Linked DNA regions of Mus musculus: region 2 is linked to region 1. Evidence: chromatin contacts called from ENCODE Hi-C or POLR2A ChIA-PET data. All regions are on one chromosome and are shown on one strand. The core of a region is the stretch at or near the end of the contact, and the rest is flanking DNA. Distances in the headings are between cores, read along the strand shown. Region 1 holds the start of Tgfbr1 (transforming growth factor, beta receptor I). Region 2 holds the start of Stx17 (syntaxin 17).

What was found. A loop is a pair of places that touch in the nucleus more often than their neighbours do. ChIA-PET counts read pairs that join two places held with the same protein, here RNA polymerase II (POLR2A).
Region 2: a loop to region 1 is called in a map of heart, with 3 times the contacts of the local background. The contact joins the promoter of Stx17 here to the promoter of Tgfbr1 in region 1. A Hi-C loop is called at or near these places in 1 of 37 maps with a recorded cell type or tissue (heart). POLR2A ChIA-PET finds 5 or more read pairs at or near these places in 1 of 5 experiments (embryonic stem cell).

The regions. Positions count from the first base shown.
Region 1 is chr4:47,351,889-47,356,122 of GRCm38, forward strand. It overlaps Tgfbr1 (transforming growth factor, beta receptor I), which reads left to right and starts at 1,334. Exons shown (of 9, transcript NM_009370.3): 1 at 1,334-1,508. The coding sequence starts at 1,424. It overlaps Gm32435 (a long non-coding RNA gene), which reads right to left. Exons shown (of 3, transcript XR_390551.4): 3 at 426-2,350.
Region 2 is chr4:48,122,918-48,127,110 of GRCm38, forward strand. It overlaps Stx17 (syntaxin 17), which reads left to right and starts at 2,002. Exons shown (of 8, transcript NM_026343.2): 1 at 2,002-2,041.

The DNA.
Region 1 (4,234 bases), core at 84-2,583:
TCTGGAGTCCCAGAGAGCAGGCCTGTTCAGGTTCTGGCAGGTTGAGGACTTGCTGAAGCGTGTCCTAGCTGGAGCCGAGGAGCAGTCTCAGACCCCAGCTCTTAGCCCCCACGGTTTGCTTTCATAAGCAGGATCAAACTCTTGGAAAGTGGCTATAAAGCAATTTACCAACAGCTACTAGAGGCCGGCTGATTCCTACTACGGAGCTTTATTTAATTCCGAGTTCAAATCACACAGAAAATAACATTTTCTCCTTAAAAGGTTCTGCGGAAAAATGCTGTCGGTGCCATGCGGCCGCCTCCGTGACTGTGTTTGTGTCTGAAGAAAGGACTAGTCTGACAGGAAGAATTACAAATCTGGAGCTCATTTTGGCGTCCCAGAGGGAAGGTGGGTGGAGCGTCTCACAGTAAATTAGGAATTCAGAATGAAAGCGGAGCTGAGTTTATTTGGGTTTTTAGTGACACCTCGAAATTATTACACAGGAGTGTCGGAGACAACTCAAAGTACCTATGACTGCTCCCGCTTCGCCCCGGGGCGGGATGCTTCTTCGTAGGGCAATCCTCCCTCCTTCGAAACCCGTGGGCCTCTCCGCTTCCACGCGGGGACAGCAAAGGTGGGAGGGAAGGAGGGCGGCGGGGACCCTTAGTCTGGGTCTTTTTACGGTGCCGAGACACAGAGGCCACTCGGGGGTGTGTCTGAGCTCCACCTTGGGATTCCGAAACTGGGCTCCGACTTTGAGACTGGAATTTGGGGAGAGGACGACGAGGTCTGGGGCGGACGTGGAGTGCAGAAAGAAATCGGACTGTCTTTGCGGGGAGGCTGGAAGCCGCGGGTCTAGGGTGGGGGAAGTTGAACCCCGGACAATATTGAGGGTCCGAGTGGCGAGAGTTGGGTTTTGCGGGTGCAGGACTGTGCAGGGGAAGTCAGGGTGGGGTTGGAGTAGAAGAAAAGAGCGTGCAACGGTCACAGTCTTTCCCTGAGCAACTCTCACAGGCACACCCTGCGCTCAGTCGGGACCGTGGGCTCCCTCGGGCGCGCAGACTGGGACCCTGCCCCCACCCGCCGCGGGAGCGCGAGCTGCCCGCTGTGGCTGGAGTAAAGGCGCCCAGCGGTGAGGGGGCGTGGTCAGAGGCCCAGCAGTGCGGGGGCGTGGTTAGAGGCAGAAACCCACGGCCGCTCATTGGTAGCCCAGGGCCCCGCGGGCGGGGCTCTCGGCTAGGTCCCGCTAGGGCGCTCGCGGGCGGCGGGGGAGGCGGGGTCGGCGGGAGCCGGGCAGCCAATGGGCGTACGCCCCTCGAGCAGTTACAAAGGGCCGGAGCGAGGCCGCGGCGGCGGCGGGGAGGTGGGGCGAGGAGGGGCGAGGCTTCCTGAGGAGAAGCTGCGGCCGGGGCCGGGCCGGGCCACAAACAGTGGCGGCGGGACCATGGAGGCGGCGGCCGCTGCTCCACGTCGTCCGCAGCTCCTCATCGTGTTGGTGGCGGCGGCGACGCTGCTCCCGGGGGCGAAGGGTGAGTGGCGGGCGGGTGGCTGCGGGGCGCGCGGGCCGGGCCGGGCCTCTGGCTCGCTTCAGCTCTTTCTCAAACATGGCGCGGGGCCGGGGGCGCAGGTGGCGGCGCCCGGCCGGCCGGGCGCTCCTGACCCGGCAGGCGCCACGCGAGCCGGGGCGGGGAGGAGAGGCGGGGCGGGGGCGGTGTCGAGCGCGGGTGGCGGAGCACCGAGCAGAGGCCGGCCCTCTTGGGCTCCCGGGGGGCAGCGGCTGGCGAGCCTGCCGAGGTCGGGGGCTGCCCTTAGGGGTGCGAGGCCGGCCGGGACCGTGGCCCCCTGATTCCACTGCCTAAATGCGCCCCGGCCTGAAGCTGTTGGGGCGTGGGCGGGCACCGGCGTGGAGGCGCTCCGGGGCCGGGCGCTTGGAGGGCTCCCCGGAGGGTCGAAAGGGGCGCCGTGGGCAGAGACCCCGGGTGGGCCGCACCGCCGTGAGTGCCGACGCCCGCCTAGGGCGACTTTTCTTCAACCAGGGGCTTTGTGTGAGAAGCAGGCGCGAAGATGCGCGGAATGTTCTCGCTTCGTGAGTCTGGGAAGAGTTCAGAGTCCAGTAACCAGAAGGCTGCAGATTGTCTTCTTGCTAGTAGAAACTTGAACGTTTGCTCACTCTGCAGATTTGGGAACGTTTGAATGGGAACGGTTCTGTAGAATTGATCAAATTATTCCTTTTCTCGAGGGGATCGTTGCTTTGGGTGTATCATTTCCCTAAGCGGTAGTTTTAAAACCAGACCTCTGTGTAGCTGGGGTTTGAAGGGAAATGTGTGGTTTCCCAAAATATTAAAGCCGGTCGTGATACTGGTTGTCACCTCTGGAGGGAAGATTGAAAAAAACTTTGTCAGGAACCAATTAAAATAGGAGAAAGCAAAATACTGAGGCTCGGCATTAGCAACCTGCATACAGTGAAAATACATTTTTGTTGCGGAAATTGGATAACAACATTTTAAAAAGCAAAACAAGCCAAAACAAAAGTCTCTCCAGACTGTGGATGCCAACTATGATTAAACTTAATAGTTACTGTTTATTGGGAGTTGATTATAATGCAGATGTAAAAGACACAGTATCAGAACCCTCGCAGTACCAGTATTTGTCCTGTATATTGACATGAAAACTGAGGTGCAGAAGATTAAGTTCTTAGTAAGTGCAGAAATTAGGATTTGCACTTAGGCTTTCAGGGTTCAAAATCTGTGCACCTGTTACACCAAAGTAGCATGACTCACTTAAAGAACAGTTGATATTTGATAACATAACTTAGCCATCAGTTTCTTAGTTTACTTGAACATTCTCTTTACATAGGTCTACAGTAGAAGATACAATGGGTTTTTGACATTGGCTTAGGAAGGAAATAATGGTGGACAAAGTGGGAGAATTGTTATAATTATGCATCAACTATAAGTGACCATATCTAACAGTTATTTGGGTAAAGTAATTAATTCTTTTCTACCTAAAACAAAGCAGGACACGTTCATGCATTTAGCAGTATTGACGTGGATGCTGAGAAGGCTGGTTCATGTCCTGGAGGACTTTATAGCCTACTTAGGCAATGATGTAATACAAAATTAGCCTAGATGTTTTTATTGCTCAAAACCTAGACTAGTACTTCATAAACTTTCCCCATTTGCCACCCTCTTTTCTCAAAAGATTGTATGTGCCCATGAGTCACATACAAAATGTAAAAGATGGGTATATAAATCAAATGTACTGATAATAGAGCATAAATAAAATTATTTTAAAACAATTCATTGGTATATACAGTTTTACCATTTATTAAAGATTAAAGCACATTTCTGTAGTAATGAGATGGGTGAGTTTATTTTTTCTTAAAGAACTGAATCATCCAGTGCTGGCGACTCCACATAATTACAGATGTTTAGGACCATTTCAGAAATTGTTGCAATTCTATCTTAATCACAAGATGAGATTTATGTAATAATTTTTAAAATGAAATTTAAGTCAGCAACTTAAACAGCAGTTTTTAAAATCAGACATTTTAACACAATACAATTGGTCAAGGATATACCACTTTGATATACATGAGGAATGAAAGTCTTTTCTGTAGTTTGTGTATGTTTCTGGAAGAATAGAAAACTTTGTATATTCAATAAAAACATTAAAACTCATAAAATAATAGTCTGGACTGTGTTAGCACTGCATAGCACGATAGCATGTGTGTTTAGAACCAAGACTGTAGTGAAGTTGCATCTTGCAACATAAGCATGGATTGCCAGAAACACCTCAGATTCATTACTCAGTTGATTTTGAATTAATTTTGGGGTGTTATACATTCACAAGTCCTTTACTGTTGCCAGATTGTTATATGACCCAGCATCTCTATGTGGAATTAGGAATCAGTTTAAGCTATGGCCTGCAGGGCACTGTGGCTCATGCCTTTAATCTCAGCACTCAGCAGATTCTGATCTCATAGTGAGTTCTAGGACATCATAATATAGAGGTCTTATCTCAACCCCACCCCCCAAAAAGAAGACGCTAGACCTAGATAAGTTCACCTTGTCTCATTTCGTTAGGTTGTTTCAGTGTAGCCTTTTATACATTCTGAAGAAATGCACAGCTTTTCTTTATAATTTAGCTTCTCTTAAAACTTGAAATTGCTCTTTACTGTCTGTTATTTATATTTCTCTGCTAGCATATGTTTTCTCCAATATAGATTTTTGTAGGGAAATTGATCCCTTATCCC
Region 2 (4,193 bases), core at 752-3,251, 770 kb after region 1:
TCAATGGCCTTTTCTGCATCTAATGAGGTAATCCTGCGTTTTTTGTCTTTGAGATTGTTGATACTTGACACTCCTTTTAAGCCTCTCCTCCCCAAACCCAACCTTTCTGGGGCTACTCCACTCTTTTTATAGCTCCTCTACCTTCTCATAGATACAATCACACATTTTTCTCAGTGTTCACTTTCCTGCTACATTTCTAACCTTGTGATTATCATTTAGAAGAGCCATCTCTTTAACCACCTTGAAGTTGTTTGAATTCATATCTACAGGCTCTCCATGAAAGCAATCATGTTACCAGGTAATAATTTCTTTTTTGTTTTTGTTTTTTCCAAGATGTATTCTCCTTACTGTTTTGTTTTCTTTGGATCTACTGGGTTAAGTTAAGATATCAAGAAAACTTTGTCTCGTGGCAGCAGATCTTATTATCCTAATAACTTTATGGCTTAAGGCAAGAGCACAGAGAATGGTCACACCCCTTATGTCTAAATATTGAAAGATTCAATTAAGTATTGTAGATTGTAAGTGAGGCTAGCCAAACTGTTAGATTAAATATCATTATCTCTCTACATGACACACCTAAGTTACAGCAAACATCATACAACCACCTGGAAGGCCAAAGTCAATTCCAGAGTGCCACAGCTCCCTGTTGTACTTTTTCAAAACTTAACACTAGTTATCTTTACTTCAAAAGGTCTTGTTTAATGGATTCGGTGTGTGTGTGTGTGTGTGTGTGTGTGAGAGAGAGAGAGAGAGAGAGAGAGAGAGAGAGAGAACACACATCATCTCTCAGTGAGCCTGGAGGTTACCAATTCAACAAGACCAGCTGGGCAGCAAGCTCATGGATCCTTTTGTCTATTTAGATAGTATTAGGATCATAAACATATACCACAGAGCTTGGTTTTGTATGTGGGTGCTGGGTGTCCAAACTCAGGTCTTCATTGTGAAGCAGGCACTTTACCAATTAAATGATTCCCTATTGCTTGTTTAACTGACTTTGGCATTTTACCATCCATCCTATGGCATTACCTAATACCTTTATTTTTCTCCTTGGGATGAAAATTTGATAGATATGCCTCAATCTATGAACTAAGGGTACCATAAACACTAACATCCAGTATACCCCAAAGAAAATTCAAATAGCTTAATTAATAATGAGCTTTATTTTAAAAATTGCCTTTCAAGACTTTCTTAAGCCCCTAATCTGTGGGCTAAAATTCCCCCTCTACTTCCTTTCTACCTGCAGATCCTAAGAACTGAGTTTCCTTACAGCTAACAGGAAATGTTCTTAAGACTGTTGAAAACTTCATCATCAGAAGATCCATTTCAAGCAAAGACCTGAATAGTCATATATATATTTTAGTTGGCTAGGTCTTGAGGTCAGAACATTCAGAGAGGAGAATCAATGACCTGCACACACTTCAAAGCTTGTTCTAGCAGCAGCTGGTCCAACTGGAACTACTTGAGAAGAAATTAGGAAAACCAGCTGTGAGTACAGCGCTGTCACAAACGGGCTGAACTGGAGTGAGTCACTTCCTATCTGTGCTGAGCCTCAAAGTGACCAGGTATCATTTTAATAAGGACAGACGCCCAAAGCACTGCAGCAGGCTCTGGACAAAAAAGTTTATGCCTTCTTTCATTTGTGCCTGTGGCTATTCAGATACTCCTAGCCAGTCACTCAGGGGCTCTGGGAGGCGGGGCGGGGCGGGGCGGGGAAGGATGGCACTGGGTTCCGAGCTTCAGTTTTTACACACCTAAAGAGCTAGGGGCACAAGGCCGTCCTCGCCAACAAAATTCAAGGAACACAATGTGCAGGAAAACTGTAACATGTAGAAGGTTATCCAAGTGTAAATTGTCTTAGATACAGTACACAAGACGACCCATAAAACACTTGGAATTGTTCATCCAGTGGTTGGCACACTATATTACCTCCACGCCCACTGGCCGGGTAGGGGGCGGGGCCACATATCCCGCCCCTGGAGACGCCCCGCCCCTCTCGCGTCTGCGCAGTGTGTATCGACGGCCTCGAGCGCCTAGGCGGGAGGTAAGGGGCTGCCGGGCTGCCGCCACGGGGTCGCTGGGCTGCGATGTGTCACCGCGGGCCGGGCTGTGGACGCAAGGGAGAGGCGCCGGTCACCAAGCCCGGCCTCGGGTCAGTGTGAGCGCCGGGGCCGCGACCAGAAGTGGCCAAGCCTCTCTGTTTTCAGTTTTGGAGTAGCTGTCCCTGCGGGAGCGGGGAGGCCGAGGCCCCACTGCGCTATGCCCTCCCGGGTCGCTGTGAAGAGCTGCTTCGGGCCCTGGGTCGCCGGGCCAGCCGCGCCGCTGGGGTCGTTGGTGTGGCCTGGGTGCGTCCTGGTGACTCCGTGAGGGACGACGCGACACCGGTGCCCAAGCAGGACGCGGAGAGGCCGCAGCTGCGGGGACCGAGCCAGCACTTACTCTCCTTGTACCACCCACATGCCCAAGGGGACGCATTTCCTTGGGAGATAGTGTTATCAGCAGTTTGGGACCTTTTTCCTGGAAAGGGGCTCTTTCGCTTTTAAATAACTCTTGAGTAATTTACTTCACCTTTGGGTACTTTTTCTTCTTGTGGAACCCTAGTATCATGGTACCCATATCATCTTAGTTGCAAGTACCAAGAGATTAAGTTTATAAAAAGCACTTGACACCTCTCACTGCAAATGTGTGTGCTTGGAAAATGACTGCAGGCCTGTCTTCTACACGTTCTTTCATCCATGAAACAGCAATTATTATACATGCACAAACACCAGACAAAAAAATTTGGAGTCATTTGCAATTATTGAAAAGTTGCAGAAGTTGCTGGAGGCCTTGGTGGCCCATGCCTTTAATCCCAGCATTAGGAGGCAGAGGCAGGAGGATCTCTTGACTTCAAGGCTAGCTTAGTCTACAGACTGAATTCCAGGACAGCCCTACACAGAGAAACCCTGTCTTAGAAAAACAAAAAAGAGAGAAAGAAAACTCGTACACATAGTACAGAACACTACAGCGCCCTTGTGTTAGTATTTTACATACCATCCTTAATACAGTCACAGAGAGCAAGAGATTACTATCTGGTTAACTGGGTCTCTTGGGATTCCATTCTTTTTATTAGAGTCCCTTCTGTATTCTACAATGGTATCTAGTAAGCAGCCTTACTCTTGATGGGCCTGGCGACATTACCTTTTCCAATCTGTAGCAGTATCATGACTTTGTGTGCTTTGAAGAGTCAGGAATGTTGGTAATGCCTTTCAAGTAGGAGTTTGTCTATAGTTAGTTGGGACTAGATTGTGTTGCATTTCTGTTAAGAATACCACAAGGTATAAGTACCCTTTTCAGTTTATGCCTCCATGGACCTTCCAGATGGGACCTACTGCTTGTGTGTTGACACAATCAGATGACTTAGTTAAATTTGGTATCTGGGAGATTCTCTATAGCAATTAGTAGTCCAGTTATTCCCCAAGTACTATTTATTACTTTGATACTGTAACAGCCCTCAATTTCCCTCCTTTATTGACTTCTGCTCTAAGGAGGCACTTTCCATCTGGTTTCTTTATCTGTATTCACTATTTTGTGTCAACATAAACTCCTATGATTGCTGGGTACTGATGACCCACGCCTTTAATCCCAGCACTCAGAAGGCAGAGGCAGGTGGTTCTCTGAGTTCAAGGCCAGCCTGGTCTACAGAGTGAGTTCCAGGACAGCCAAGGCTACACAGAGAAAGCCTGTCTTGGAAAAATAAAAAAAAAAAACAAAATCTCATATGATTATTTTGCTGTTATTATGTACTTAATATATCAAATTGTTCTCACTTTGGCCATTAGAAGGTTTTGTGTTGTCCTTATTATTTTCTGTACCTCTGTGACTTCTGCACCAGTTCTGGAATCAACCGCGTCTCTAAGGACTCCTGGTCTCCTTCGCTCACCTGCAGCTTGCTGCCCTCTCTCTGTCTTTCAGAATGGTATTAGACACTAACACCTGTGGTCTAGGGGTGCTCACTGCTACTAGGGTGCCATTACACTCAGAGCCTCACCAAAGACAGCAGTACATGCATATATACATCCATGTATGCAAGATGAACGTTTATCTCTGTATTTATAGATTGTGAAGAAATCAAAGTGCAGACTGGTACCTCTGTCTTTTTACACGACCAGGATCATCCTAGTATTGGCTCCTGCTTGTTCTCTAACAGTGAGAAC